2 separate regions of the Homo sapiens genome follow, and region 2 is linked to region 1. A link is an interaction called in ENCODE POLR2A ChIA-PET data of the cell type or tissue named here. Cell type or tissue: CD4-positive, alpha-beta T cell. All regions are shown on one strand. Each heading gives the region's core, and the rest is flanking DNA. Links, peaks and the distances in the headings are about the cores only. Region 1 has its middle 8.2 kb from the start of ZNF683. Region 2 holds the start of UBXN11 (UBX domain protein 11).

Region 1 (15,517 bases), core at 5,137-13,136:
AGTAGAATAGACCTGAGGAGGTGTCTGTCTGTACTGAGGGCTGGGGACCCTCAGAGGTAGGATAGCTTGCTGAATTGGGCTCTAAGAGGCTTTTACAGGGAGGAAGTTGCCCAGTGAACCTTAAAGATGAGGTCACTGATGAGATGGGGATTGGAGATCCTCTCCAAGGGTATGAAAACCCTGGGGCCCTGGGAGAGCGTCCTTGGAGTGCTCTGCAGCTGGCAGGTGGACAGGAGAGGGTGGATTCATGGTCCAGACTCTTTGCTAGATCACGTGCTTCTTTTTTTTTTCTTTGAGACAGAGTTTCACTCTTGTTGCCCAGGCTGGAGTGCAATCTCAGCTCACTGCAGCCTCCGCCTCCTGGGTTCAAGCGATCCTCCTGCCTCAGCCTCCTGAGTAGCTGGGATTACAGGCATGTGCCACCACGCTGGCTAATTTTTTGTGTTTTTAGTCGAGACGGTGTTTCACCATGTTGCCCAGGTTCGTCTTGAACTTCTGACCTCAGGTGATCCACCCGCCTCGGCCTCCCAAAGTGCTGGGATTACAGGCGTAAGCCACCATGCCCAGCTGTTGATCACGTGCTTCTTTAAGAAGCCTCTGGGCCCAGTTCCTCCTGCAGCCCTGTGGCACCAACCACACCTCTTGTTTTTGGTCAATGTCAGTCAAGTAAATGGATCTTTCTCTCCTGACTCCTTGGGTGAGCAATCAGGATTGGCAGATCTTGGCCCCATCCTAGCAAAGAAACTGCTGCCTTCCAATCCCTCCTTGTGGTACCCAAATTGCCCCAATTTTCTGGGGTGGTGGCCCATCCAATCCAGGGGGTTGCTCATTGAGATGCTTTCTCATTGAAAGGAGGATGCCAACTCTTTCCCCAAGCTGAAAGGAAAATGAATCATGGGCTAAAAGTAACAAGTCCAAGTACAGAGCACTGATACAAGGGCTCACGCTCTGGAATCAGACCAATGTGGCTTCAAATCCATTCTCTGTTTGGCGTAGTGGCTCACACCTGTAATCTTAGCACTGTGGGAGGCTGAAGTGGGAGGATCGATTTGAGTCCAGGAGGTCGAGGTTACAGTGAGTTATGATTGCATCACTGCAGTGACTCATGCCTATAATCCCAGCACTTGGGAGGCCGAGGCGGGTCAATCACCTGAGGTCAGAAATTTGAGACCAGCCTGGTGAACATGGTGAAACCCCGTCTCTACTAAAAATACCAAAATTAGCTGGGTGTGGTGCCAGGTGCCTGTAATCCCAGCTACTGGGGAGGCTGAGACAGGAAAATCGCTTGAACCCGGGAGGCAGAGGTTGCAGTGAGCCGAGATCGTGCCATTGCACTCCAGCCTGGGTGACAAGAGTGAAATTCCATCTCAAAAAAGAAAAAAAAAAAAAATCCACTGGGCATAGTGACACACGCCTGTAGTCCCAGACACCAGGGAGGCTGAGGTGGGAGGATGGCTTGAGCCCAAGAGGTCGAGGCACCAGCGAGCCATAATTGTGCCACTGCACTCCAGCCTGGGAGACAGAGTGAGATTCTGTCTCAAAAAGAATTTTTTTTTTGTTAGGAGGCTAGATCTTATGTTATGTGTTCTTACCACAAAACAACAACAATAATAACAACAGCACGAGGAAGCCTTTGGAGGTGACGAATTTGTTTATTACCTTGAATGTAGTGATGGTTTTGCAAGTATATGCATATGTCCATACCCATCAAGCTGTACACATTAAATATGAGCAATTTTTTGTATATCTATTATACTCCATTAAAGTTTTGTTTTGTTTTTTTGAGATGGAATCTTGCTCTTGTCGCTCAGGTTGGAGTGCAGTGGTGCGATCTCTACTCACTGCAACCTCTGCCTCCAGGGTTCAAGTGATTCTCCTGCCTCAACCTCCCGAGTAACTGGGATTACAGGTGCCCTCCACCACGTCCGGTTAATTTTTGTATTTTTAGTAGAGATGGGGTTTTGCCATGTTGGCCAGGCTAGTCTCGAACTCCTGACCTCAGGTGATCTGCCTGCCTCGGCCTCCCAAAGTGCTGGGGTTACAGGCATGAGCCACTGCACCCAGGCTGAAGCAACTTTTAAAAACAACTTTATTAGCCGGACGTAGTGGTGGATGCCTGTAATCCCAGCTACTCGGGAGGCTGAGGCAGGAGAATCGCTCGAACCCAGGAGGCAGAGGTTGCCGTGAGTCAAGATCACGCCATTGCACTCCAGCCTGGGCAACAGAGTGAGACTCCATCTCAAAAACAAGAAAAAAAAAGTTGCTTCAAATCCTTACCCTAAGACTTCTGCTGACACTGCTGCAGAAATGGCTTTGATCCGAAGCCTTTAACCTCTTTTCTTCCACCTTCCAAATCTCACCCAAATGTATCTAGATTAGCAGATCCACATTCACATCCAGAGCCCCAGCTGCAAGGGGAGTCTGGGAAACGTAGTTTTTCACTTTCCATCTGTGCAGTCCGGGAAGCCACGCTAGGAGGAGGAAGGAATGTTGAGTGCCAAACCACCATTTCTGCCACTGTAGAGCCTGTGGCTTTTCATCGAATTACCTGACCCAGGGTCTGCTTTTTGTGTGGGGGATGCTGACATATAGGTTTTGGTGGAAACTTCAGCTGTTCCCTCATTTCTTAGAGCTCCCATTCGAGCAGGAGGCGTTTATGGGGAACCCTAGGAAGGCAGTCAAGTGTAAGGAGAGCAGGAATATTCCTCTATTTCTCTCTTTCTCTCTCTACCTTTCTTTAACGGCTTTATTAAGATATAATACACCTATTATACAATTCATTTATTTAAAGTGTACAATTCAATAGATTTTAGTCTAGTCATAGAGTTGTGCAACTATCACCACAATTTATTTTAGAACATCTTCATCATGCTAAATAATGCAGTCTCCATTCCCCTCCCCCGCCAACCCACATCCTCTGGCAACAACCACTAATCCACTTTCTGTCTCTATGGATTTCCCTATTCCGTACATTTCTTTTCTTTTTCTTTTTTTCTTCTGTTTTTTTTTTTTTTTTTTGAGATGGAGTCTCCCTCTGTCGCCCAGGCTGGAGTGCAGTGGCGCGATCTCGGCTCACTGCAAGCTCCGCCTCCCAGGTTTACGCCATTCTCCTGCCTCATCCTCCCTAGCAGCTGGGACTACAGGAGCCCGCCACCATGCCCGGCTAATTTTTTGTATTTTTAGTAGAGACGGGGTTTCACCGTGTTAGCCAGGATGGCCTATTCTGTACATTTCATATAAATAGAACTACATAATATGTTGCCTTTGTGTCTGGCTTCTTTCACTTAACATAAAGGTTTTCACTGTTGATTCATGTTGTAACATGTATCAATACTTTTTTTTTTTTTTGAGACAGGGTCTCACTCTGTTGCCCAGGCTGGAGTGCAGTGGCATGATCATAGCTCACTGCAGCCTCAACCTTCCGGGCTCCAGCCACCCTCCCACCTCAGCCTCCCAAGTAACTGGGACTACAGGTGTGTGCCACCACACTTGGCTAATTTTAAAATTTGTTTGTAGAGACAGGGTCTCACTATGTTGCCTAGGCTTGTCTGAAACTTGGGCACAGCAATCCTCCTGCCTCGGCATAGGCATGAATGGATAAATTGTATTGCATACATATAATGGAATATTCATCCATAAACAGGAATAAAGTATTGATACATGCTGCAACGTGGAGAAACTCCAAAACATTATGCTAAAGCAAATAAACCAGACACAAAAAGTCACAATTGTATGCAATTGTATGATTCTTTTTTTTTTTTTTTTGAGACAAGAGTTTTACTCTTGTTGCCCAGGCTGGAGTGCAATGGCGCGATCTCGGCTCACTGGAACCTCTGCCTCCTGGGTTCAAGCGATTCTCCCGCCTCAGCCTCCCGAGTAGCTGGGATTACAAGCCATGGCTCCCAGCCATTTAACCTTTTTTTTTCCCCAGAGACGGGGTCTTGCTCTGTCACCCAGGCCGGAGTGCAGTGGCACAGTCATAACTCACTGTATCCTCAAACTCCTGGGGCTTAAGTGATCCTCCCACCTCTGTCTCCCGAGTAGATGGGACTACAGGCACATGACACTGCACTCTGCTAATTTTAAAATTTTTCGGTAGCGATGAAGTCTCACTTTGTTGCCTCGGCAGGTTTCAAACTTCTGACTTCAAGCAATTCTCTTGCCTTGACCTTCTGAAGTGCTGGGATTACAGGCACTCGGCCTCTGTTTAGTTTTTTGAGGAATTGCCCATCTGTTTTCCATAGTGACTGTACCATTTTATATTTCTACCAGCAATGTATAAGGGTTCCAATTTCTCTGTAATCTCGCTAACATTTGTGTTTTTTTCTGTTTTGGTTTCTTTTGTGCAATTGTAGTCATCTAGTAGGTGTGAAATGGTATCTCGCTGTGGTTTCCACTTGCATTTTCCTGATGGTTAGTGATGGTGAGCATCTTCTTATGTACTTATTGACCAATTGTATATCTTCTTCAGAGAAATGTCTGTTCAGATCCTTTGCCCATTTTTAAATTTGGTTGTTTGTCTTTTATTATTGAGTTGCAAGAGTTATTTTTATATTCTGAATACAAGTTTCTTATCAGATATGATTTGAAAATATTTTATCTCATTCTGTGGGTTGTCTTTTCACATTCTTTTTCAAAAAATAATTTATTTAGGGGAAATTAATATAACTTAAAAGCAACCATTTTAGGGCTGGGCAAGGTGGTTCATGCCTGCAATCCCAGCACTTTGGGAGACCAAGGCAGGAGGATTGCTTGAGCTCAGGAGTTTAAGATCAGCCTGGGTAACATAGCAAGACATTGTTTCTACTAAAAATAAAAAAAGAAATTACCCTGGTGTGGTGGTGCATGCCTACAGTCCCAGCTACTCAGGAGGCTGAGGTGGGAGAATTGCTTGAGCCCAGGAGGTTGAGGCTGCAGGCAGCCATGATTGTGCCACCGCACTCCAGCCTGGGTGACAAAGGGAGACCCCATCTCAAAAAAAAAAAAAACAAAAACAAAATTAGCCAGGCACGGTGGCTCAAGCCTATAATCCCAGCACTTTGGGAGACTGAGATGGGTGGATCACCTGAGGTCAGGAGTTCGAGACCAGCCTGACCAACATGCAGAAACCCTGTCTTTACTAAAAATACAAAATTAGCTGGGCGTGGTGGCGCTTGCCTGTAATCCCAGCTACTTGGGAGGCTGAGGCGGGAGAATCGCTGAACCCAGGAGGCGGAGGTTCCTGTGAGCCGAGATCGCGCCATTGCACTCCAGCCTGGGCAACAAGAATGAAACTCTATCTCAAAAAAAAAAAAAAAAAAAAAGAATCATACAATTGCATACAATTGTGACTTTTTGTGTGTCTGGTTTATTTGCTTTAGCATAATGTTTTGGAGTTTCTCCACGTTGCAGCATGTATCAATACTTTATTCCTGTTTATGGATGAATATTCCACTGTATGTATGCACTACAATTTATCCATTCATCTGTTGATGGACATATGGGCTGTTTCTACCTTTTGGGCTGTTTCAAATAATGTTGCTATGAACACGAATGCATATGTGCTTGTTTGAGTACCTGTTTCCAATTTTGGGTATATGCTAGAAGTGGAATATGCTAATTCTTTACCTTTGAGGCACCACCAAACTGTTTTGCCATAGCACTTGGACCATTTTGCATTTCCACCAACAATGTATGAGAGTTCCAATTTCTCTACATCCTTGCCAACAACACTTGCTTTTTCTTTTTTTTCAAGACAGAGTCTCTGTTGCCCAGTGCAGTGATGCAATCTCAGCTCACTGCAACCTCTGCCTCCTGGGTTCAAGCAATTCTCCTGCCTCAGCCTCCCAAGTAGCTGGTATTACAGGCGCATGCCACCACACCCAGCTAATTTTTTGTATGTTTAGCAGAGACGGGGTTTCACCGTGTTGGCCAGGCTGGTCTCGAACTCCTGACCTCGTGATCCACCTGCCTTGGCCTCCCAAAGTTCTAGGATTACAGGGGTGAGCCACCGCACCCGGCCACCAACAATGCTTATTTTCCTTTATTTTATTTATTTATTTATTTTATTTATTTGGTTTTTTTTGAGACAAAGTCTCGCTCAGTGAGCCACCATGCCTAGCCTATTTTATTTTTATTTTAAAAAATATATATACAGCTATCCTACACTTCCTTTGATTGAATCTTATGAAGCACAAAGGCTTTTAATTTTGGTGAAATCCAATTTTCCTACTTTATTTTTTGTTGCTTGTGCTTTTTGTGTTGTGTCTAATAAAGCTTTGTCTAACCCAAGGTCTGAAAGGTTTGCTCCCATATTTTCTCCTAAGAGTTTTGGAGTTTTAGCTCTTACATTTAGGTATACGATGCATTTTGAGTTTAGTTTTGTATATGATAAGAGAAACCGACACAACTTTTTTTTTTTTTTTTTTTTTTTTTTTTTTGTGATAGGGTCTTGCTTTGTTGCCCAGGCTAGAGTGCAGTGGCCCAACCACAGCTCACTGCAGCCTTGACCTCCCAGGCCCAAGTGATCCTCCCATCTCAGCTTCCCAAATAGCTGGGAGTACAGACGCACACCACCACGCCCGGCTAATTTTTGTATTTTTTTTTGTAGAGAAGAGGTTTTGCCATGTTATCCAGGCTGGTCTCAAACTCCTGAGCTCAAGCGAACCTTCTGCCTCAGCCTCCCAAAGTGCTGGAATTATAGGCATGAGCCACACTGCACCCAGCCAGGGATACAACTCTTTTTGTATGTAGGTATTCTGTTTTCTTAGCACCATTTGTTGGTTTTGTATCCTGCAACCTTGCATTAGTTTCAATAGGTTTCTGTGGATTCCTCAGGATTTTCTTTCTTTCTTTATGTTTTTTTGAGATGGAGTTTCACTCTTGTTGCTCAGGCTGGAGTGTAATGGCGTGATCTCGGCTCACTGCAACCTCTGCCTCCTGGGTTCAAGTAATTCTTCTGCCTCAGCCTCCCAAGTAGTTGGGATTACAGTCACCCGCCACCGTGCCCGGTAAATATTTGTATTTTTATTGCCATGTTGGCCAGGCTGGTCTTGAACTCCTGACCTCAGGTGATCCACCTGCCTCAGCCTCCCAAAGTGCTGGGATTACAGGCATGAGCCACCGAGCCGGGCCTCCTCAGGATTTTCTATGTACAAGATTATGTCCTCTGTATATACAAACAGTTTTACCTCTTAATTTCTAATCTGGGTGCCTTTTTTTTTCTTTTTTTTTTTTCTTTCTTTTTTTTTTTTTTTTTGCCTAGTAGCCGTGGCTAGAACCTTTAGGACAGTGTTGAATAGAAGTGGTAAGGGTGGATATGGTCTCATTCCTGATCTGAAGAGGAAAACAACTCACCTCTCATCCTAAATTCAATCTTAGCTGTGTGCTTTTTGTAGAAGCCTTTTATCAGGGTGAGGAAGTTCCCTATTCCCAGTTTGGTGAGTCGTCTTTTTTTTTTTTTTTGAAATAGAGTTTCACTCTCGTTATCCTGGCTGGAGTGCAATGGCACGATCTCAGCTCACCCCGCAACCTCCTCCTCCCGGGTTCAAACGATTTTCCTGCCTCAGCCTCCCAAGTAGCTGGGATTACAGGCATGCACCACCATGCCCAGCTAATTTTGTATTTTTAGTAGTGACAGGGTTTCTCCATGTTGGTCAGGCAGGTCTTGAACTCCCGACCTCAGGTGATCTACCGACCTTGACCTCCCAAAGTCCTGGGATTACAGGCGTGAGCCACTGCACCTGGCCTGGTGAGTGTATTTTATCCCAAAAAGGAGTGGTGGATTTCGTCAAATCGTTTTCCTGCACCTATTGAGATGATCATGTCCTTTATTCCACTGCCATAGTATATTATAGTAATTGATTTTTGCATGTTAAACCATTTCTGGGATAAAACTCACTCACTCATGATGTATAACCCTTTTTATATGTTGTTGAGTTCTGCTTGCTTCTATTTTGTTGTGGATTTTTGTATTTGTGCTCACAAGAGATATTAGTCTGTAGTTTTCTTATGATCTTTGTTTTTTTTTTTAATTTTTAAATTTTTTTTGTAGAGATGGGTTTCACCGTGTTGCCCAGGCTGGTCTTGAACTCCTGGGCTCAAGCAATCTTCCTGCCTCGGCCTCCCAAAGTGCTGGGATTACAGGTATGATCCACTGCAGCAAGCCTGTCATTGTTTTTTGATATCAGGGTAATATTGGTCTCATAGGATGAGTTGGGAAATGTTCTCTCCTCTTCTGTTTTTTGGAAGAGTTTGTGAAGATTTGACATTATTTAAGTGTTTAGTGAAAACAGTCAAGGCCATGGCTTTGGAGACAGCTAGAAATGTGGAAAGGTCTTAGGCTCTGGGACCTTGGGCAGAGGCTGCTGAATCTGACACACAGACCTATTCTGATTGGCATACACATTACTTTAAGACATTGGAGAGCCAGGCGCAGTGGCTCACGCCTGTAATCCCAGCACTTTGGGAAGCCGAGGCGGGTGGATCACCTGAGGTCAGGAGTTTGAGACCAGCCTGGCCAACATGGCAAAACCCCGTCTCTACTAAAAATAGAAAAATTGGCCGGGCGTGGTGGCACGTGCCTGTCTTCCCAGCTACTGGGGAGGCTGAGGCAGAAGAATCTCTTGAACCCGGGAGGCGGAGACCATCAAGCTTCCGATGATCATGCAACAAAGGCTCCAGCCAGTTCCAGGTGAAGACACCACCCCTGGCCATCAAGAAGCTACCCTGTCTCCACTAGACAGTACAGGGTGAGAGTTCCATGATCTCCAATAGGGAGATCATGCCACTGCACTCCAGCCTGGGTGACAGAGCAAGACTCTGTCTCAAAAAAAAAAAAAAAAAAAAAAAAAGACATTGGAGCCATTCTTTTAAAAAATATGGAGATTTCATGTACAACTCCTGATTTTCAGATTCTCTGGAAAAGTTGGAAGACTGGCAACACTGGCCCCTGATTATTCTGAGTAGTGGCTGATCTTTAAGAATGGACCATGCTCTCTGGTTTGCCTCAGTCCCAACCCTTCCCTGTTGGAAGCTTGAAACCAAGACTGAGTGTCAGGAAACAATTTTATCATACTTATTCTTGGATCACTTTATGTTAACTACATGGCCACTGTAGGCATTTGAGTTGATACTACCTGGTATACCCTTGCTGAGTCTTGTCTGCTCATCCATAAAATGGAGACATTAAAAATTCCTACCTTGGAGAGTTTTTTTTTTTTTTTTTTTTTTTTTTTGAGATAAAGTTTCACTCTGTTGCCCAGGCTGGAGTGCAGTGGCAGGCACAATCATGGCTCACTACAGCCTTGACCTCCAGGGCTCAAGCAATTCTCCTGCCTCAGCCTCCCAGGTAGCTGGAACTACAGGCCCATGCCATCATGCCTAGTTATTTTTTGTAGGGAAGGGGGTCTTGCTATGTTGCCCGGGCTGGTCTCAAACTCCTGGGCTCAAGCTATCCTCCCACCTTGGCCTCTCAAATTGTTTGGACTACAGGTGTGAGCCGCCATGCCTGGCCAACTTGGAGAATTTTGAGGACGATTAAATAAGATGATCATAAAGAGATTTGGCATGTAGGAGGCATTGAGTAAATTTACCTCCTGCTTTTTCCTGGCTGCATAGTATTCTGATGCATGGATGTACATAATATGTAGCTTTCCTCTAATGGTAGACATATAGGTGGACTTTAATTTTGCCCCGTTCCACACCAGGCTGGAAAGGACATACATGTACATGGTGGGCAGTTTTGCACAGTGGCTCAGATTACATTAGCTCTGCTGGATTTGAATCCAAGCAAGGTGACCTCTTGTCTCCTATTCTCTTGGAATGGTTGAGGATAAGTGGCATGACCTTGGATATCATTTGAAGATGCATCTGCAATTTTACCCACAGAAGGATTGGAAGGTCACAGATGGGTGCAGGGGAAGACGCAAGAGTGTCTGTAGGCCCCTTCTGCAAATGTAAGAGCAGGCACGCCTTAACTCAAGATCTCTTCCCCACCTTGGGGTGTGAAGCCAAGGGCCAACTCAAATGCATCTGACAGACTGACAGCTGGGCTGTCTGGGGAGATAAGCATGTGGGTGTCAGGCAGAGGGAGGGAGGTGTCAACCACAGAGCAGAGCCAGGCAAGAGCACTGTCAGCCCCACCCTCAGCTCTGCCTGTGGAGGCACACCCTACAGCTGCTTAACCTCTAAGCCAGTGACGTCCCAGATCCCTTCCTGACCTGGGGTCCTTACCTGGTGCCTCTCAAAAGTGTCCATGTGACAGAGGTCCTGGACCCATGTGCTGAGCTGACTGGGAAGTCAGCTGGCTGGCCTCAAGGTTGGAGGTGGCAATGGATATGGGTTGAAGAAGTTTTTAAGGTTTTCAGGGAGGAAGTGGGGCTTCTGGCTGTGGTTCCGTTGTCTCCCTTTCTTGGTGCATGAGTCAGCCAACCCCACCCCCAGTTCTACTTTGCTCCTCCAGCCCCTACCCTCCTAATAATAAGCTCAGATGTACATTACTTTCCATTTCACAACATCCAGCAAGCTTCTTGATAGCCGGAATGTAATTCCAAGGTCTGAGTCATATTTCTATGGGCTGTATTCCCAGAAAATAGTCCAATGCCTGACACATAGCTGGTAATTAATAAATATGTGAATTACTTTGGGAGGCTGTTTGAGGGCAGGAGTTTGAGACTAGCCTGGTCAGCACAGCCAGACCCTGTCTCTACCAAAATACAACAAGAAAGAAAGAAAGAAAGAAAGAAAGAAAGAAAGAAAGAAAGAAAGAAAGAAAGAAAGAAAGGAAGGAAGAAAGAAAAGGCAAATAAATATGTGAATGAATGACGTTCTTGCAGGGTACCAGATGCTAATTCTGCAGCTCGTTTCAAGATGGCCTCTGTTTGTCTTAATTTTTCTGGGAGCCCCTTCTACCAAACATATTTGTGGCACTTTTTACTTCTTCAAATGCCTGGAAAGTCTTCCCTAAGCTCTCCCTCACCTCTGGGACTTACAACCTCAACTTGGGTCATGTGTTTCTTTTAAAATTGTATATATTTAAGATCTACAACATGATGTTTTGATACACATATGCTCAGTAAAGTGATTACTACAGTCAAGCAATTTAACACATCCATCACCTCACAGTTACCTTTTGTGTGTGTGTGCGGTAAAAGTACCTAAAATTACTTTTAGCAAATGTCTACTATATAATATTACTAACTATAATCCTCATGCTGTATGTTACAGCTCTAGACTTATTCATTCTAAGTAACTGCAACTTTGTACCCTTTGACCTTCATCTCCCATTTCCCTTACACCCCAGGCCCCTGCCCCTGGTAAAGACCTTTCTACTCTCTGTTTCTATGCTTTCCACTTTGGGGTCATGTGGTGTTTTTTGGTTTTTTTTTTTTGAGACTGAGTTTTGCTCTTGTCTCCCAGGCTGGAGTGCAATGGCACGATCTCAGCTCACTGCAACCTCCGCCTCCTAGGTTCAAGCGATTCTCCTGCCTCAACCTCTCAAGTAGCTGGGATTACAGGCACCCACCACCATGCCCGGCTAATTTTCGTATTTTTAGTAGAGACAAAGTTTCACCATGTTGGCCAGGCTGGTCTTGAACTCCTGACCTCAGGTGATCCACCCGCCTCGGCCTCCCAAAGTGCTGGGATTACAGGCATGAGCCACGCCCAGCCAGGTCATCTGATCTTAAGTGAGTCATTTTCCTTATCTGAGTGTCAGTTTTCTTGCCTCTAAAATGGGAATAATGGCATTCATCTCCCAGAGTCACTCTGCTGATCCAGTGAGACAAAGCGTGTGGAATGGCTTTGCATGGTTCCTGGCATATAATGAGGGCTCCCATGCCAAGAGCTATTATTATTGTGGTGTGTGGATGGGGTAGGAGAAGACTGCATTGAATGAGAGCAATGATCCCCAACCAGGGAAGGGTCAATAAATAAAGCAAGAAAACTAAATGTAGTTAATCTCTCCAATTGTGCTGCCCAAATTTCGATCTTCCAAAATGGGTCAGGAATAACCATCAAAATTTTAACACTTTTAAGAAGCTGACTTGCAGATGCTTGCCTAACTAGGTAAAGGGTAATGTACAATATAGTCATCCACATTGGTCAAGTGCTTGCTTTGGGCCAGGCACCATCCTAAGGGCTTTACATGGATTATCTTGAGGAAACCTGGAAATAATTCTATGAGGCAAGTGCTATTATTATCTCCATTTGACAGATGAGGAAAGATGCACAGAGAGGTTAAGTGATTTGCCATAAGTTTACCCAGTTGGGATTAAATCCAGCAGAGCTCGTATTCTTAACCATTCCGCATACTGACTCTGTCTGGAGGTCTTTTCCAGCCTTGTGTAGAAAGGGGAAAATTGGATCCCACCCGTATGTCCACCAACAGGGGAAGGCTACATATTAAGCACAACCCTGCAATGGAACATTATATAGTCAGGAAAAAGCAGGAGGCAGATAGGTATGTTCAGGGCATGAAATGATGCCCACAATGGATTATTAGAAAACCCAGAAGAGACTGGGCATGGTGGCTCCCAAAGTGTAATCCAGCACTTTGGGAGGCCAAGGTGGGTGGATCACTTGAGGTCAGGAGTTTGAGACCAGCCTGGCCAATGTGGTGAAACCCCGTCTCTACTAAAAATACAAAAAAATTAACTGGGCTTGGTGGCGCATGCCTGTAGTCCCAGCTTGAACAGGAGAATTGCTTGAACCCAGGAGGCAGAGGTTGCTAGTGAGCCAAGATCACACCACTGTACTCCAACCTGGGAGGCAGAGTCAGATTCTGTCTCAAAAAAAAAAAAAAAGAAAAGAAAAGAAAAGAAAACCCGGAAGAGCAATGTGCATCAATATATTCCCATGTTTGTATAAAACACAATTTAGCCTTTCAGCCCCTATGCTCAGGCCCACTCCAACACTGTGGAGTGTACTTTATTTTCAATAAATCCCTTCATTTCTTCGTTGCTTTGTTTCTGCTTTTTGTCCAATTCTTTGTTCAAGATGCCAAGAACCTGGACACCCCCCACCAGTGACATATTTTGGCCAGCCAGCCCGGAGGAAGGGCCGCTCAGGGAAAGAGAGCCCAGAAACCTGGCATACCAGCAAAAGGAGGCCATCAAGCTTCAGATGATCATGCAACAAAGGCTCCAGCCAGTCCAGGTGAAGACACCACCCCTGGCCATCAAGAAGCTACCCTGCCTCCACTAGACAGAACAAGGTGAGGGTTCCATGATCCCCAATAAGTAGGGACTACGCCCCATGCCAGCATGAAGCAGTCCCAGGAAAAAGACCATCGGTCCCTCTGCCTCCCGTGAAGATTTACGGGGACCACAATCACATCTCTTAGCGGGGAGATGAGGCAGGAAAATAGGGGCTGGAGGCAGGAAACATAAGGCCAATTCACACTTCAGCTCTGACAGGAAATAGCTTCTCCCTGAGTACATGACATTGTAACTTTACTTCATTCTCTTCATTTACATAGGGCGTACCACAAGCAGAAGGTATTTAAACTCTCAAAAACTCTGTAATGGGGCCTTTGAGCCCCTATGCTCAGGCCTGCTCCCACACTGCAGAGTGTACTTTCATTTTCAATAAGTCACTTCATTCCTTAGGAAAAAAAAAAGCAATTAAAAAAATCAATTTACCTGTTTGTTGGTTCATAGAAAAATGTCTGGAAGGGTAAACACTAAACAATTCACATTGACCACTGGGAAATTGCGAAGGAGGAGGAGCTTCCATTTTTCGTTTTTACATTTTCTGTTGTTTGAAATGTTTACCACTAGTATGTATTATTTTGCAACTAACGAAAGGAAGAAGAAAGTGTGCAGTGAGCACCGGGAGCCCAAGGACCCAGCCCCTCCAGCTCTTGTCCCCTAATGTGGAGGCACCTCCTCTTCAGAGGCCTCCCGAATGTGCCCCTTGCACCTGGAGTCAGCTCCCTACTCCCCCTCTGTCCGCACTTCCCAAACCCACTCTGGTGATCATGGGCTTTCCTTGGCTTGGGTCTCTGGTCTGGGTCAAGGCATCTGCTCAGGTTCCTCAGTTAGAAGACCATGGTCCTCCCTCTGTGCTACCTCCCCAGGGCATGTGGGACAAAGTGACATCACATTTAGGCCTGTGACATCACAGGGCATGGATGACACAAGACAGATGATCTGGGAGATGACAGCAAGGAAGGGCTTGGCAGGCAGAGGCTTCTCCACGTGGGAACCTGAGGGAGTCTGTCCTCAGCCCACCTCCTGGGGCATTTCCTAGCCAAGCCAGGGAGCTTTCAGGATTGGAGACCTGGAAATCTCCAAGGCCATTTCCTTTTTTATTTTTTTCTAACAGAGAGGTTGTGCAAAGTGTTCTGAGAGCTGGGAGCAGAGTGTGATGCCAGGAGGGAGCACAGCTGGCAGATGGAAGCCAAAGGTGTGTGGGGAAGTGCCTTGGAGGGGAGGAAACTTCACTCGGTGCCCCTCACTTCCCTGTGATTCCCAGCAAGACAGCAGGGGAGGCGGGCTTGTGGCCTGGGGGTCTGAGAGGGCTCTTCCTTTTAGGGAGTAGAGTTTTGGTGAACTAAGCCCCTCCATTACGCTGAAGGATACTGAGGGGGCCACTGAGGAGTTGGGGGAAGGACTGGGAACAGCATGTGGGAAGAGAGAGCAAGAAAGAAAGAAATGAGGGGGTGGCTGTCGTAGTGGGGGAAGCTGACATGGCCAAGAGATGGCAGAGTCTGAGGTTTACCACTAAAGAGCTCTTGGCTACTTGTTGTGTGACTCTGGATGAGCTGCTAATAATAAAATCCACCACACAGGCTTATTGTGAAGACTAAATGAGATAAAGTTTATGAAGCCCCTAGCACAGTGCCAGACACAGCAAGAAAGCTGTTTGTAAAGGTGGCTATTTACTCTGTTCCTTGGACAATTCCAGCTGGAACCCTGTTACTTTATCTTCTATTCTGGGCATGTATAATGCAGAATTATCAGTTGTAAGCTACAAAAACCATTTCAGGAGGAGTTAAGCAGAAGGAATTTGTTTAAAAGATGTTAGAAAAGCTCGCAGGAGGTCTGAGAAGGCTGGAGAGCAAGGCTTGGAGAATAGGATGGATCAAGGGAGGCTGGAAGTAGACAGGACCATGGCCAAATATCACACCCCAGGACCAGCCCTGCACAGATTCTGCAGCCTCCCCTGAACCCCCTTCTTTCCTTCACTGCCCTGGAAGCCGGATGTGGTACCACAGCCTTTGTTGTAGAGAGGAGTTTCCACAGACCTGCCACCTCAGGACCAGTGGCTTTTTTTATTGTATTTTATTTTATTTTGAGATGGAGCCTCACTCTGTTGCCCAGCCTGGAGTGTAGCAGAGCCATCTCAGCTCACTGCAACCTCCGCCTCCCGGGTTCAAGCAATTCTCCTGCCTCAGTCTCCCAAGTAGCTGGAAATACAGGCACGTGCCACCACACTTGGCTAATTTTTGTATTTTTGTAGAGATGGGGTCCCACCATGTTGGCCAGGCTGGTCTTGAACTCCTGACCTCAAGTGATCTGCCCGCCTCGGCCTCCCA
Region 2 (15,517 bases), core at 3,098-11,097, 72 kb after region 1:
CTCCGAGCCTAGTAGTCCTGCATTTATTCATCCAGTAAATATTTACTATGGGGCAACAGTAAAGTCAGTACTGAAAAGTTACCAATGCAGAAAAGAAATAAGGGACTGAGAGAAGCAAGCCCTTTATATGGAGCTGCTTTCCTCCTAAAAGTATGCCACTTGCAGAGGGGACAGCTGAGAAACTGAGCTGAGCTTTCTCATCTTCACATACTTACAAATGTATGGGAGAAAAACTATAGTTCTAGATTCTCTAAGAAAGGGGAGCCCTGACAAACTCCCCCCACCTAGGCTTTGGGTTGGACCACGGGGAGTGAGAGTAAACAGGAAACAACAGCCCAACCCTCAAAGAAATTGAAGACAACATGACCAAAAAGCAGAAACAGATAATAGAAAGTTATACAAAAGATCCAGATAATGGAATAATCAATCAAATTTTCAAATAACTATGCTTACTTAAAGACATTTTCCTCTTCTGCCCTCTGAGCAGCAGGACAAGATTGAGAACTAGAAATTATAGTAAAGAACCGGCCGGGCGCGGTGGCTAACACCTGTAATCCCAGAACTTTGAGAGGCCGAGGCGAGTCGATCACAAGGTCAGGAGATCGAGACCATCCTGGCTAACAAAGTGAAACCCCATCTCTACTAAAAATACAAAAACTTAGCCAGGCATGGTGGCGGGCACCTGTAGTCCCAGCTACTCGGGAGGCTGAGGTAGGAGAATGGCATGAACCTGGAAGGCAGAGCTTGTGGTGAGCCGAGATCGTGCCACTGCACTCCAGCCTGGGCGATGGAGCAAGACTAAGTCTCAAAAAAAAAAAAAAAAGAAAAAAAATTATAGTAAAGAACCAAATGGAAATTCTAGAACTGAGAAATATGGTAATAAAAATTAGGAACTCAGTGGATAGGTTTAACATCAGATTGGGCACAACTGAAGAGAAAATTAGTGAAGTGAAGTAAAGATCGTAAGAAAGTATTATTAGAGCAGAATGTGTTTATTGGGTGCCTGCTGTGTACCAGGTACTGAACTAGGCACTGGGAATACAACAGTGACATAAAGACATGGTCCCTGCTATTATGGAGCTGATATTTGAGTGGGGGAAGACTAATAAAAAACAATGGTAATTTCAGATGTTCACAAATGGCATCAGGAAATCAAGGGGGTAATGTGAGAAGAAGAAGAAGTGAAATGTGGGGAGGATATATTCTAGGTCAGTGGTCAGGAAAGACCACTCAGAGGAAATGTGTGTGCTGAGACCTGCAGAACAAGAGAAGACCAGGCATGCAAAGCACCTTAGATCACAATTCCATCCCAGTTCCACAGTGTCTTTTGATGACTGTCCCTGGGGCCTAGCACAGTCTCACATAGGCCAGGTTCTCCAAATGTCCTTGGTCAATGATAGAATGGAATACAGCAGGGAGGGAGGAAGGAGAAGAGAGTTATAGCACACGTCACAGTGTGATCCGCCTTGAATTTTTCATCCTCACTGAGACAGGGCTGGGATTCAGTAGCATCATACAGCATCCAAGGTGAATCTTCATCCACCCATTCATTCACCTATCCACGCACCCACCTATCCATTCAGTCTTTTGCTCATTCACTCTTTTTTTTTTTTTTTTTTTTTTTTTGAGACAGAGTTTTGCTCTTGTTGCCCAGTCTGGAGTGCAATGGCGGGATCTCAGTTCACTGCAACCTCCACCTCCTAGGTTCAAGCGATTCTCCTGCCTCAGCATCCTGAGTAGCTGGGATTACAGGTGCATGCCAACACGCCCAGCTAATTTTTTGTATTTTTAGTAGAGACAGGGTTTCTCCATGTTGGCCAGGCTGGTCTCAAACTCCTAACCTCAGGTGATCTGCCCACCTCGGCCTCCCAAAGTGCTGGGATTACAGTCGTGAGCCACTGTGTCCAGCCTCATTCACTCTTTTAATTAATTTATTGACACCTACTGTGTGTCAGGCAAGGTGAATGAGTGAGGGTCCTTTCCCCTGAGGAATTTATAGTCCAGCAGGGAGACCCATACGAAAATCACAAAACTGAAGAAGAAATGCTATAATGGGCCAGGCGTGGTGGTTCATGCCTGTAATCCCAGCACTTTGAGAGGCCGAGGCGGGCAGATCACCTGAGGTCGGGAGTTTGAAACCAGCCTGGCCAACATGGAGAAACCCTGTCTCTACTGAAAATACAAAAAATTAGCTGGGCGTGGTGGCATGCACCTGTAATCTCAGCTACTCAGGACGCTGAGGCAGGAGAATCGCTTGAACCCAGAGGTGGAGATTGCAGTGAACTGAGATCCTGCCATTGCACTCCAGCCTGGGTGACAGAAAGAGATTTTGTCTCAAAAAAAAAGAAATGCTATAATGGCAGCAGGGCTTTTAGACAGTGGATTTTAGAGTGTGGTTCTGCTTGCAGGGGAGTGGGGATGAACCAGAGATGATTTCATGGGGGAGGGGACATTTGAACTTGTTGAAGGATCGAGTGGGAATTTTCCCAAATGGAAAAGGCAAGAGAGGATGTTCTCATTGGAAGGAGAGGCCAGAACGTAGGGGAGAACATGACGGTTTCTGGAACGTGAGAAAGGCGGAACCCAAAATAGGAGGGCTCTAAATATCAGGCTAAGCTGTAGATGATGAGGGCTTCGTCTAAGGTGGTGGTGATGTGGGTGGAGAAGGGAGAAGGTGGAAGAGATAGCTAGATTTGTATTCTGCTAAAGAGACTTGGAGGAACTCCTTTATTATTTACCTTTTACTTCCTGAGCTGGTAGAACTCAATAAACTCTTTAACCTCAGAGGGGTCATAACTGTAAGGCTCTTTCAGGAAATGACCTAAAAGCAAAGCAGACTCTGTCCACTCTCAAGAATAGACTTGTGGCTGGGTGCGGTGGGTCATGCCTGTAATCCCAACACTCTGGGAGGCCGAGGCGGGCGGATCACGAGGTCAGGAGTTTCAGACCAGCCTGACCAACATGGTGAAACTCTGTCTCTACTAAAAATACAAAAATTAGCTGGGCATGGTGGCACGTGCCTGTAATCTTAGCTACTCGGGAGGCTGAGGCAGAAGAGTCACTTGAACCCGGGAGGCAGAGTCTGCAGTGAGCCAAGATCGCGCCACTGCACTCCAACCTTGGCAACGAGTGTGAGACTCCATCTCAAAAAAAGAATAGAGACTTCCACCGGGCATGGTGGCTCATGCCTGTAATCCCAGCACTTTGGGAGGCTGAGGCGGGTGGATCATGAGGTCAGGAGTTCAAGACCAGCCTGGCCAACATGGTGAAACCCTGTCTTTACTAAAAAATACAAAAACATTAGCTGGGCATGGTGGTGGGCACCTGTAATCGCAGCTACTCGGGAGGCTGAGGCAGAGAATCGCTTGAACCTGGGAGCTGGAGTTTGCAGTGAGCTGAGATCACGTCACTGCACTCCAGCCTGGAAAACAGAGTGAGATTCTGTCTCAAAAAAAAAAAAAAAAAGAATAGAGACTTCCAGAACCATCTAGCCCCAGAGCTGGGGTCTACTTCCTCACCCTGCAGGTGGGAAACAGGTCCAGAAAGAGCCTTGTTCAAGACCTCCCTCCTCCCAGGCCAGGGCCTTTGCACCATCATCAGACTGAATATCCACCACTGGATGCGATCAAGATGAGGCTGGGCGACCCCATCTCAGAAGTCCAGAGGGAATCCTTCCAGCTTGGAAGTGGTCGGATGGGTCTCCAAGGCCCTCACAACACTCAAGTCTTGTGAGCCTGGAGACCTCAGAGATTTCCAGACCTTCTAAGATGTGGGAAGAGAAATATAGGTTAAAAAAAAAAAATCAGATGAGCTTAGACTCTTGGTTTCTTTTATAATTTTGTTTTTGAAAAAACACCTTTTTTTTTTTTTTTTTTTTTAAGACAGAGTCTGGCACTGTCGCCCAGGCTGGAGTGCAGTGGCGCAATCTTGGCTCACTGCAACCTCAGCCTCCCAGGTTCAAGCAATTCTCCTGCCTTAGCCTCCCGAGTAGCTGGGATTACAGGCGACCGCCACCATGCCCTGCTAATTTTTGTATTTCTTTCTTTTCTTTCTTTCTTTTTTTTTTTGAGATGGAGTCTTGCTCTTGTTGCCCAGGCTGGAGTGCAGTGATGCGACCTTGGCTCACTGTAACCTCCGACTGCTGGGTTCAAGTGATTCTCCTGCTTTAGCCTCCAAAGTAGCTGGGATTATAGGCGCATGCCACCACACCTGGCTGATTTTTGTATTTTTAGTAGAGATGGGGTTTCACCATGTTGGCCAGGCTGGTCTCAAACTCCTGACCTTAGGTGATCCACCCACCTCAGCCTCCCAAAGTGCTGGGATTACAGGCATGAGCCACTGCTCCTGGCCTAGTTTTTGTATTTTTTAGTAGAGACAGGGTTTCGTCATGTTGGCCAGGCTGGTCTCGAACTCCTGATCTCAGGTGATTCACCCACCTCGGCCTCCCAAAATGTTGGGATTACAGGTGTGAACCACTGTGCCCAGCCAAAAACTCCTCCTTTTTGGGCCGGGCACAGTGGCAAGAGGGTATAGTCTCTGCTACTTGGTAGGCTGAGAGGCCGAGACTGGAGGATCCCTTGAGCTCAGGAGTTCAAATCCAACCTGGGCAACATAGACAGAGTCTGTCTCTAAAAATAAATAAATGAGCAAAGAAAGAAAAGAAGAACACCTTTTCAGGAGCAATAATGCAACAACATTATAGGAATTTTTAAAATAGTGTATATATTTTTTTCAGCTGTTGTCCCCACTCATGCTGGGGCCGGTGCCTCATTATGGAAAATTTAATTTGTACAATAATCCTAGGAGGTAGATTCTATTAGTATCTCTACTTTACATTTGTAGACACTGAGACTCTGACAAGTGAAGTATCTTGAGCAGGAACAGCCAGCTATTAAACGACAGAGCCCAGCCTCATAGAGTTGTTAAGTTATGCTGGTCCACAGTACAATGTATCCCCAACAAATGATGGCTCTTATTATTTTCCAAGTTTCTCCAGTGAAATTGTATATTTTTATAATAAGGCTCTGACTTTCCCAATAAATGTTATTTTTTTAAAAAAAATCAAACCAGAAGGGCACGGTGGCTCACACCTGTAATCCCAGCACTTTGGGAGGCTGAGGCGGGTAGATCATGAGGTCAGGAGATAGAGACCATCCTGGCCAGCATGGTGAAACCCCATCTCTACTAAAAATACAAAAATTAGCTGGGGGTGGTGGCACTTGCCTGTAATCCCAGCTACTCAGAGGCTGAGGCAGGAGAATTGCTCGAACCAGAGAGTTGGAGATTGCAGTGAGCTGAGATCACACCACTGCACTCCAGCCTGGCGACAGAGTGAGACTCTGTCTCAAAAAAAAAAAAAATCAATTGACTCGGGACAGGGCGCAGTGGCTCACGCCTGTAATCCCAGCACTTTGGGAGGCTGAGGTGGGCGGATCACAAGGTCAGGAGACGGAGACCACACTGGCCAACATCGTGAAACCCCGTCTCTACTAAAAATACAAAAAAATTAGCTGGGCATGGTGGCGTGTGCCTGTAGTCCCAGCTACTTGGGAGGCTGAGGCTGGAGAATCGCTTGAATCTGGGAGGTGGAGGTTGTGGCGAGCCACGATCGTGCCACTGCACTCCAGCCTGGTGACAGAGCAAGACTCAAAAAAAAAAAAAAAAAAAAAATCAAACGACTGGCCTGCCAGGTTAGAGGGCTCCCATTTTCCTCCCAGGAAATAGATGTTTACTGAGTGTCTGCCTGCTGCGGAATCTACAGCCAGGCCCTGGGTGGGAAGAAGGGATGGGGTAAATCCTGGTGCCTGGGTAAATGCCACTCACGATCTGGTTCTTGCTGAGGCAGGAATCAGAGGGCAGACCACAGCAGGGCTCATGAGACCAGAGCTCCTGCTTCCCACGCTTGCTTATCTCCATGAGCAAGGTGACAGTATGAAGTTGCTACTCACCCTGACCATGGGTCCAACCTCAAAAAACACTTGGCCCCGACATGATCTCAGTCTTTCTCATCTTCATATACCTAAAACCTCAGAAAACTTTCTGGGAGCAGCTCAGCAACAAGAGAGCTCTTCCTATGTCCACTCTCCAGTCACACTTTCCGCCCAGACTCCTCCCTTGGCAGTAGGTCTGTACCACCTTCTTCCTTGGCTTATCTATGCCTGCCTTGTTTACCAGAGTGAAAGTTTCTAGGAAGAGCGTGGACTCTTGAGGCTGACCGTTCTGGGTTTGAATCCACTTCTGCTTCCTGCCTTTATAATCTTATGCAAGCCGCTGTACTACCCTGAGCTTGTTTTCTCATCTGTTTTTTTCTTTTTTCTTTTCTTTTCTTTTTTTTTTTTTTGACAGAGTTTCACTCTTGTTGCCCAGGCTGGAGTGCAATGGTGCGATCTCAGCTCACCGCAACCTCCGCCTCCCAGGTTCAAGCGATTCTCCTGCCTCAGCCTTCCTGAGTAGCTGGGATTACAGGCATGCGCCATCATGCCCGGCTGATTTTGTATTTTTAGTAGAGACGGGGTTTCTCCATGTTGGTCAGGCTGGTCTCGAACTCCCGACTTCAGATGATCCGCCTGCCTCAGCCTCCCAAAATGCTGGGATTACAGGCGTGAACCACCACGCCCGGCCCTCATCTGTAAATTTCATGTTACCATCTGGTACTTGGCACTCAGTAGTAGTAGCTCTCTTTAGCTTCCAATTTGCATATAAAGAATGCTGTCCACTTTGGGAGGCAGAGATGGGCGGATGGCTTGAGCTCAGGAGTTTGAGACCAGGCTGGGCAACATGGCAAGACCCCGTCTCTACAAGAAAATACAAAAACTAGCTGGGCGTTGTTGTGCACACCTGTAGTCCCAGCTACACTGGTGGCTGTGATGGGAGGATAGCTTGAGCCTGGGAGGCGGATGTTGCAGTGAGCAGAGCCTACCCTTCCCTGAATGTGGTAGGCTAGAAAGTCAAACGGAAAATTAAAAAAAAAAAAAAAAAAAAGCAACAGAAAAACACTCTTGGGTTGTGCAGAGAAAGGGCTTTTGAACCTGGGCACAAAGAAGTGAGTGCCTGAGATCAGAAATCATAAACTCCCAGACCATCACAGCTGAAAGGGTGAAGAGATGATGATGATGATTAACAGCAGGAAACGTTTTTGAAAAAGTGCTCTCTACAGGTGTTTCTGTTTCGGCTTTCCCCTTTAAAATCGTGTACTTTGCATTACCTTATTTAATCCTCACGGCAACCCAGTGGGGGTAGGTATTATCACTGTTTTACAGATATAAAAACTAAGGTGTATAAAGTGCCCAAGAACACACAGTAAGGAGCCAGGACTCCTAATTCCAAAGTTCGTGGTCTTAACTGCCTTTAGCTGTTTTGGTGACTGAGTCTAATCCAACACAATTTTACAGATGAGGCTCTGGGAGGGGAAATTGTCTTACCCAACTCTTAACACAAGGGAACTAGAATTTGGGCCGCCCTTCCGGGCGCCAATCTGGTCAAGGATTTGTCACAGAAACTCAGATTTAGGAAACATTTATTAAGTACTTGCATCATTGCAATCCATCCTCAAAGCAGCCTCCGTGAAGTATTACAGTACTTCGTGTTACAATACTGATCATATGGGGAAATAAGCTAAGAGGGATAATTCCTCCCAAGATCAATTTAGCAAAATAGCGGCACTGTCGGGATCACACATTCAGGTCCTGAATGTGAGGCTGCCAGCAGTTTCATTAACCTAATCCCAGGCTCCTTCCTCCCGCACCTGAGGGTAGGAACGAACCACCCCCCCCCCCCACCCCGCCCCGGACCTGGAGCCCTCTCAGAGCGGTGCATTCTGGGATTCGCCCGCGAAGAATACCGACTCTGTGGGCCAATAGAATCCGAGCACAGGCGACTGTATCCACCTTCGCTGTCTGCAGGTTGCTCAGGCCTCCCTCAAACTAGCCAATGAGAAGTGCACGGGTCCTGGTCGCCTAGGAAACCGCGTGACAACAAGATGGCGGCGCTGCGGGACGGCTAGCGGCCCTGCGTGGTGAGTCTGGCTTAAGACCTTTCTGCCCCTGGAGTCCCCACGCAGGCTGGAGCCCGAGCCCCGAGGGCCTGCGAGCTCCGCGGCTCCCACAGGAGAGGTTCAAGACCCTGCTTACCATGACTACGCGTGGAGGCGGAAGGAGGCGACACGGCCTCCAGGGCTGGGTTAGATCGTGATAGACGTCGCTCCCTGAGCGCGTCCTGGGGGCATTAGGGAGTCCTGGCAGCGGGCCGGACCGTGTCCCCGCCAGAGCTCTGGGCTCTGGGGATGACGGAGAGGCCGAGGAGGTGTGAAGAAGAATGTTGTGAGTCAAGCACAGCACTGAGTTTGGTTCCAAAGATGTAGAGGCATGGTGCAGAGATTTGCTCTCAGAGCCAGGTCTGAAGTGGGTGACAACTCTGCCTTAAGGACCTTTTGGCCTGAGGGGTAGTCACAGTCCTGCCCTTGGAAGCCCCAAAGTGAAGGAGTTAGGCGACTGTCCTCAGGGCTCCCTAATCTGAAGGAGAAAGAGATATGCCCCTGCCCTCAGGAGTCCCCCCAAACGGACAGGGAAATGCAGCCTTTGCCTTCAGGGGCCCTTGTAATCTGGGAGAAGATTAACCTGGAGACAATGTGTCGGACTGGACTGGAGTGACACTGGAAGTAGGGAAGTCAGTTGGGAGCCATGTGACAGCCCCCAGAATGGGCAGTGAGAGTCCCACTAGGACGGCCGACGGTGGCCATGGAAAGGGGCAGCTATATGTGAGAGAGTTTAGCCTGCAGGGTTTGATGTAAGAGGCAAGATGGCGTAAGAGGGAAGGAAGGAGAGAAAAAATGTGGTTGGGTGATGGGGTCCCATTAAGAAGGGGGAAGTGGGAGGAAGTGAGTTTGACGAAAATGTTGGATTTGGTTTAGGAGTTTTGTTTTTTTTTCCCATGACAGCTTTATTGAGATATAATTCACGTATTACATACTTCACTCCTTTAAAGTGTAAATTTCAATTTTTAGTATATTTTAGTATATATTCCATTTATATGAAATGTGCAGTGTGGGCAAGTCTATAGAACAGAAAGTAGATTTGTGGTTGCCTAAGGCTGCCTTGGAAAAGGGGTGGGGGCTGGAGGGTAAATTGGGGGTGACTGCCAAAGGGTACAGGGTTTGTTTAGGCTGACGAAAATGTTCTAAAATTGTGATGGTAGTACAGCTCTGTGAATATACTAAAAAGAAAATTACACTGTAAGAAGGTGAAATATGTGAATTATATCTCAAAGCTGTTTTATGAAAAAGGTTGCATACTGTATAATTCCATTTGTGTAACTTTTTTGAAGTAAGAAAATTATAGAGATGGGCCAGGTGGGGTGGCTCACGCCGGTAATCCTAGCACTTTGGGAGGCTGAGGCAGGAGAATTGCTTGAACCTGGGAGGCGGAGGTTGCAGTGAGCCGAGATTGCGCCATTGCTCTCCAGCCTGGGCGACAGAGCGAGACTCCATCTCAAAAAACAAAACAAAAAAAGTATTGAGGGGAGCTGGGTGAAGGATACAAAGGATCTTTCTGTACTATTTTCCTAATTTCCTGTGAATCTATAATAATTTTCAAATAAAAAGCTAAAATATAAGTGAAAAACAAACTGAAGGGGAAAAAAAAGAGTTAGCTGGCCAAGGGAAGGGTGCAGGTAGGAGTGGGGAGACCGTTCTGGGAGTGGGGGGATTGAGGTTGAGGCAGGGGGGATACACATGCATTTGAGGCATTGCTAGAAGTTGAGGTGGCTCAAGTGTGGGAGGCGGCAAGATGGGAGATGAGGTCAGGAGACATAAGCAGGGACCAGGTCACCTATATCAAGGAATTATGAATTTTTTTTTGAGATGGAGTCTTGCTCTGTCACCCAGGCTGGAGTGCAATGGCGCAATCTCTGCTCACTGCAACCTCCGCCTCCTGGGTTCAAGCAATTCTTCTGCCTCGGCCTCCCAAGTAGCTGGGATTACAGGTGCCTGCCACCAAGCCCGGCTAATTTTTGTATTTTTAGTAGAGATGGGGTTTTGCCACGTTGGTCAGGCTGGTCTTGAACTCCTGACCTTAGGTGATCCACCCTCCTCGGCCTCCCAAAGTGTTGGGATTATAGGTGTAAGCCACCGTGCCTGGCCAGAATTTTGAATTTTTTTCTGTGGGTGAGAAGTGCTGGGATTATAGGCATGAGCCACCGCTCCCGGCCTGCTTTATGTTTTAAGATCTCTCTGGTAGCACATGGGAACTAATGAAGGGAGCCTTGGCCATACAACCCGTGAGGCTGCCCAGACAGGGCAGGGGCTGGGGCAGGGTGGGGACAGATTTGGGAGGCTGGATGCTGGGGGTGAAGAAACTCTGGGCCTGATCCTTGAGGAGGGCTCCTTCCAAGGAAGGGGCAGGGCATGATTCTCAAACTCTGCAGTGAAGGCATTGGAGGCTGCCTCCAGGCAGCATAGATTCCCTTGCTGACTGACTTCAGAAGTAGGGTTGAGGCCAGAACCAGACATCTTCAAAGTGGAACTTCTTGGATTTGTCCTAAAAAATTTGGTCCAGGCTGGGTGCAGTGGCTCATGCCTGTAATCCCAGCACTTTGGGAGGTCGAGGGGGGCGGATCACCTGAGGTCATTTACTGAATAGAGTAGTAGCCTTCGATTATGTCCTTCAGGTGCACTCCTTTTTCCAGAAGGAAGAGGAAAGGAAAGGAAACTAACATTTACGAGTGCTTCCTATGTGGCAGCAACAGCAAAAACAACAGCAGCCCCAACTCACATTTTTCAGTGCTTCCTTTGAGCTTGGCGCTGGGCTAGACCTTCTCTGTTATCTCTGAATCTGCTCAGAACCCTGCCTGTGCCAGTACTATTACGACCCCCATTTTATACTAAAAGAAACTGAGGGTGGGTTACTCCAGTGAGTGGCAAAACCTGGCATCTTAACCTTGGTGTCACATGGACTGTGTCTTTTTTTTTTTTTTTTTTTTTGAGATGGAGTTTCGCTCTTGTTGCCCAGGTTGGTTGGAGTGCAATGGTGCAGTCTCATCTCATTGCATCCTCCCCACCTCCTGGGTTCAAGCGATTCTCGTGCCTCAGACTCCCAAGTAGCTGGGACTACAGGAGCACGCCACCACGCCCAGCTAATTTTTGTGTTTTTAGTAGAGACAGGGTTTCACCATGTCGGACAGCTGATCTCGAACCACTGACCTCAGGCGATCCACCCACCTCGGCCTGTGTCTTGATTGAATCCTGCCTGTGGGTTGGCCTCTCTGGCTCTGAGATGTTGGGAGTGGCACCTGGTTTCTGGTGGGAGGGAAGGAGATACTTGGGCTTTGTGTCACCCAGCTGGCTGATGGACGGACAGCCTCCTGGGTAGTAGCATTTTCAGGCTCTAAGTTTGGGAAAGTTCCAGGCTTCTGACTCATTTCTGCATCCCATCCCACCCTCACAGTACTTTCCCAAGCACCACCAGGCCAAAGGTCTCTCAGTTCAGAGCAGAAAGCCGTATACCCAGAGGAGCAGGCAGATAACAGAAACTTCCAGAAACCTCTGTGGAGACAGTGGAAGAGGCAAAAGGTACTGCTGCCTAGACAGCGCTTCCCATTAGGAAGAGTAGCCAGGGAAGTGGAAACTTCAGGCTACCCCCTGGGCTTGGAGCCCTGAGTCTGTCCCCAGGGGCTGACTTCCTGCATTCCTCTAGGGAGTTCCTGACAGCTGGATTCTAGAAGTAGAACTATGAGCTCACCTTTGGCCTCCCTTAGCAAGACCCGAAAAGTGCCCCTGCCCTCGGAGCCTATGAATCCTGGGTAAGGAGCCAGCCTCAGGGGTCTTTCTGTCCCCGCCTCTGTATCCTCTTCTATCCTTCCATGGCCAGAGGACAGTGACTCCTAGTGTCTTGGGGAATACAAAGAAGGGCCACATAGCCTTCCCTGACCACTGTCTTTTTCTTTATACCTTCTTCTGGGGCACCCAACTTTGGATCTGAGCATAAACTGGGTTGTGCTTTTAGTAAGGTATGGGCCCTGTAGGAGTGGCTTGGCATCCCATCTGTTCATTCACTGTTCATTGATTAATTCTGCAAACACAGATGGTCTACGGACCTATCCTGGGCCAGGCCCTGTGTGGGGTTCAGTAAAGGGAATCTTTTACATCTGTCTAGCACTTTCATGTTTTCAAAACATTTTTTACCTCTCTTCCTTCTTGCTCTCTGGAATACCACTTTGAGTCTTTTTTTTTTTTTTTTTTTTTTTTTTTTTAAAGACCAAGTCTCGCTCTGTCGCCCAGGCTGTGGATTGCAGTGGCACGATCTTGGCTCACTGCAACCTGTGCCTCCTGAGTTCAAGCGATTCTCCTGCCTCAGCCTCAGTAGCTGGGACTACAGGCGCATGCTATAACACCTGGCTAATTTTTTGTATTTTTAGTAGAGACGGGTTTCACTGTGTTACCCAGGATGGTCTCGATCTCCTGACCTCGTGATCTGCCCACCTCGGCCTCCCAAAGTGCTGGAATTACCAGCCACCGCGCCTGGCCCCACTTTGAGTCATTCTAAGGCCTAGAAGATTCAGAGAGGTTAAGCAACAGGCCTCACAGCCTTTGCAGAGCAGAGCTGGGGCTGAGCTCATGGGCTTTGCAAGCCTTGTAGTCTTCCCACCTAAGACTCTGCTCTTCACCCCTTCCCCATCCTTCTCCACTGGGTGAAGTCAGACACCTCGAAGCCTGTCCCTTGTCTCACCCCAGGCTGGGGCTGGGATTTGGGGCTGGAAGTCCTCAGGAGTTAGAGGCCCTGCTTCCATCTCTTTGAGCTTTGGCTGAAGTCCGGTGCCCAGAGCCTTATCCCTGGTATCATTCCAGGGGCCCTAACTTATATTTCTTCCTTCTTCCTGCCTGGGTTCCCAGGAGGCGAGGAATCCGCATCTATGGAGATGGTAAGTGTGCCCCGCCCTCGTGCCCTCTTCGCCTCTCATGTGCTTGCACCTCCTACAGTTGGACCGATGGAGAGAAATCACACGAGAAAGGCCCTTGTCAGCTGGAGCAGCGGCCTCCACCGTGTTCTGTGCAGCTCCCATGCTGTCCTCCCTGAGGGCTGGGCTTCCCTCCTGGAAGCTCTCAGATTAGGAGGCCCCATACCCTTGGCACAGATGTTGCCACTCACATTTGAACCCCTTGACCCACTGTGGGACTGGCCAGTGTGTGCCTAGAAACCAAGTGAGGGCCAAGAGATTACCCAGCCCAGGGGTTTGGATCCCAGCCCCCCTTCCCCCTCCAGCCTCCTCCAGTGTGACAGCCTTTCTCCCGGGAGGCCTGTCCACACATTGCCACCCTGACTCTTGTAGCTCAGGCCTTTGGATCCCTGCCCCCCAACTCTCCACCATGGCATTGGCATTGGCCATGCCAGTCCCCCTGGGAGCAGGACTGGAAGAACTCCAAAACAGCCCCATTCTGGTTGGATCCTTGCTCCCCAGCCTTGTGAATTCTCTCTCCTCAAACTCCCTGGGGCACAGTGCATAGGCCGCGTCACACTGGCGAGGGCCCAGGGCCTGAGTTTCCTCTGGGTCTCCGCCCCAGAGCGGTGACCTAGGCATCCCTGTCTGCAGAAGATGAGGTGGACATGTTGAGTGATGGGTGTGGCTCAGAAGAAAAGATCTCAGTCCCTTCCTGCTATGGCGGCATAGGTGCCCCTGTGAGTCGGCAAGGTGAGAGCAGAGGCCTGAAGGGTCTGGGTCCTGGCTGCAGGAGGGGGCCCCAGAGACGGGGCAAGGCCTAGGGAGGCATGGCCCTTCCTCTCGCCTGTTTGGTCTGAGGCAGCTGCTTCCACTCCTGGCTGATTGTGGCAGGGACCTGGCTTGGCATAAAGCCACACAAGCCCCACCCTTAGCTCAGGAGGCCGAGGCCCAGCCCCAGCCCCAGCCCCAGGCCAGGCTGTGGCTATAGTTACCAGGTGTGATATCAGTGGGCTCAGGATTCAGGGTCAGAGAGGGATGAAGTCTGAGGGTAGAGCTCAGCTTCCTGCTTCTGCAGGGCTCTGGCAAGGCCCAAAGTCGCCTAGACAGTCTGCTTAGCTTGGCAGAGGGCTGTGGCAATGCTGAGCTCATGGAGGCACCTAAAGTGGGATGGGGCTAATCAGGGTGGCTTCCCAGAGTGGGGATTTAGCAGGTCTGAGAAAAGGGGAGACATGGGCAGGCAGGGATGAGCCCTGCAGAGTGCTGGGCGGGATCTGGGGATGCTGGGGATAAGGTTAGAACTTTCCACTAGCTCACTAGCTGTGGTATCTTGAGCAAGCAACTTCGCATCTCTCTGTCTCTGAGGCCTCCTCTGTGAAGTGGGCATGGGAACAGCGAGGGCAGCGTGTTGGGAGGATTCAATGAGATGCTCCTCGGTGGAGGGCCCCTGGCCAGCGCCTGTCACGCGAGGTGCTCAGTGTGGTGGCTGCCCATCAGGAGGCCAGCCATAGGGAAGGGCCTGATGATTCTCCCTCAGGCCCCTTCCATTTTACCGGAGGAGGGAATTGAGGTGGAAAAAGAGACAGGAAGAGCCTGGCCTAAGGTTCTGCGGCCATTTCACCACAAAGCCAAGATCTCCTATACCCTGGCTGGGGTCAACTTTCTTTTTTATTTTATTTTTTTTGAGACAGGGTTTTGCTCTGTCATCCAGGCTGGAGTGCAGTGGTGCGATCATGGCTCACTGCAACCTCAGCCTCCCAGGCACAATCAGTCCTCCTGCCTCAGCCTCCCAAAGTGCTGGGATTACAGGCATGAGCCACCATACCCAGCCAGGTCACTTTCAGTAGTAACCATGGCAACCAGGTTCTCTCTTTGAAAGAGCTCCAGGTGTCCTCTCCCTGCTTTCCCCTGTCATCCCCTCCTCTCCCACTCCCAGCCAATATCTGTCCCTACCAAGGTAACAGATGAGGACTTGCCTATCTTATTTTACTTCTCTGCCAGCAGTGTCCTATACTGTCCACTGCTCCTTCCTTCTCAGGACCTCCACCAAGCTCTTAGGCACCAAGCTGCTGCCCTCCCATTACCCTCTGCTTCTAGGCTCTGTCTCTTAGCTGTCATCACCACCTCCTTTTTTCTCTCAGGTTTTTTTTTTGTTTTTTTTTTTTTTGGAGACTGCCTTGCTCTGTTGCCCAGCCTGGAGTGCAGCGGTGCAAATCACTACTTACTGCAGCCTCGACCTGTCAGGCTCAAGCAGTCCTCCCACTTCAGCCTCTCAAGTAGCTGGGACTACAGACACACACCACCATGCCTGGCTAATTTTTGTATTTTTAGTAGAGACAGGGTTTCTCTATGTTGCTCAGGCTGGTCTCGAACTCCTGGTCTCAAGTGATCTGCCCGCCTCGGCCTCCCAAAGTGCTGGGATTACAGGTGCGAGCCACTGCACCCAGGCCCTCAGCTTTTCAATGTGATGTTCCTCTGGCCTGGATTCTCCTCTGTGTCCACTGTGCCCCAGTGAGCTCACCTGCACTCCATGTGTAGACAGTTCCCAAATGTTTGTCAATTAAGATGCATTTAACTATAAGTCAAAGAA

Evidence for each region. Peaks named below come from ENCODE experiments on the same cell type or tissue, not always from the same donor. Only the 100,000 strongest peaks of a DNase experiment are listed, where the experiment ranks them.
Region 2: POLR2A ChIA-PET joins it to region 1 with 12 read pairs; 12 of 35 experiments call an interaction of 5 or more read pairs at or near these places.

Annotation. Positions count from the first base shown.
Region 1 is chr1:26,373,146-26,388,662 of GRCh38, reverse strand. It overlaps a transcript of ZNF683 not described here. Among named protein-coding and RNA genes, the nearest start is that of ZNF683, 8.2 kb to the right of the region's middle. RefSeq lists an enhancer at 10,200-10,409 and a cis regulatory region at 9,732-10,625. In CD4-positive, alpha-beta T cell, for the core only: no CTCF peak of the experiment used is centred there; DNase peaks (open chromatin) are centred at 10,072 and 10,372; H3K4me3 peaks cover 499 bases; H3K27ac peaks cover 2,324 bases.
Region 2 is chr1:26,299,089-26,314,605 of GRCh38, reverse strand. It overlaps UBXN11 (UBX domain protein 11), which reads left to right and starts at 7,970. Exons shown (of 15, transcript NM_001389556.1): 1 at 7,970-8,014; 2 at 11,688-11,793; 3 at 12,884-12,912; 4 at 13,582-13,680. The coding sequence starts at 11,723. RefSeq lists enhancers at 7,640-7,729, 8,130-8,179, 10,863-12,062. In CD4-positive, alpha-beta T cell, for the core only: no CTCF peak of the experiment used is centred there; DNase peaks (open chromatin) are centred at 6,020, 7,035, 7,485 and 7,905; H3K4me3 peaks cover 3,154 bases; H3K27ac peaks cover 3,312 bases.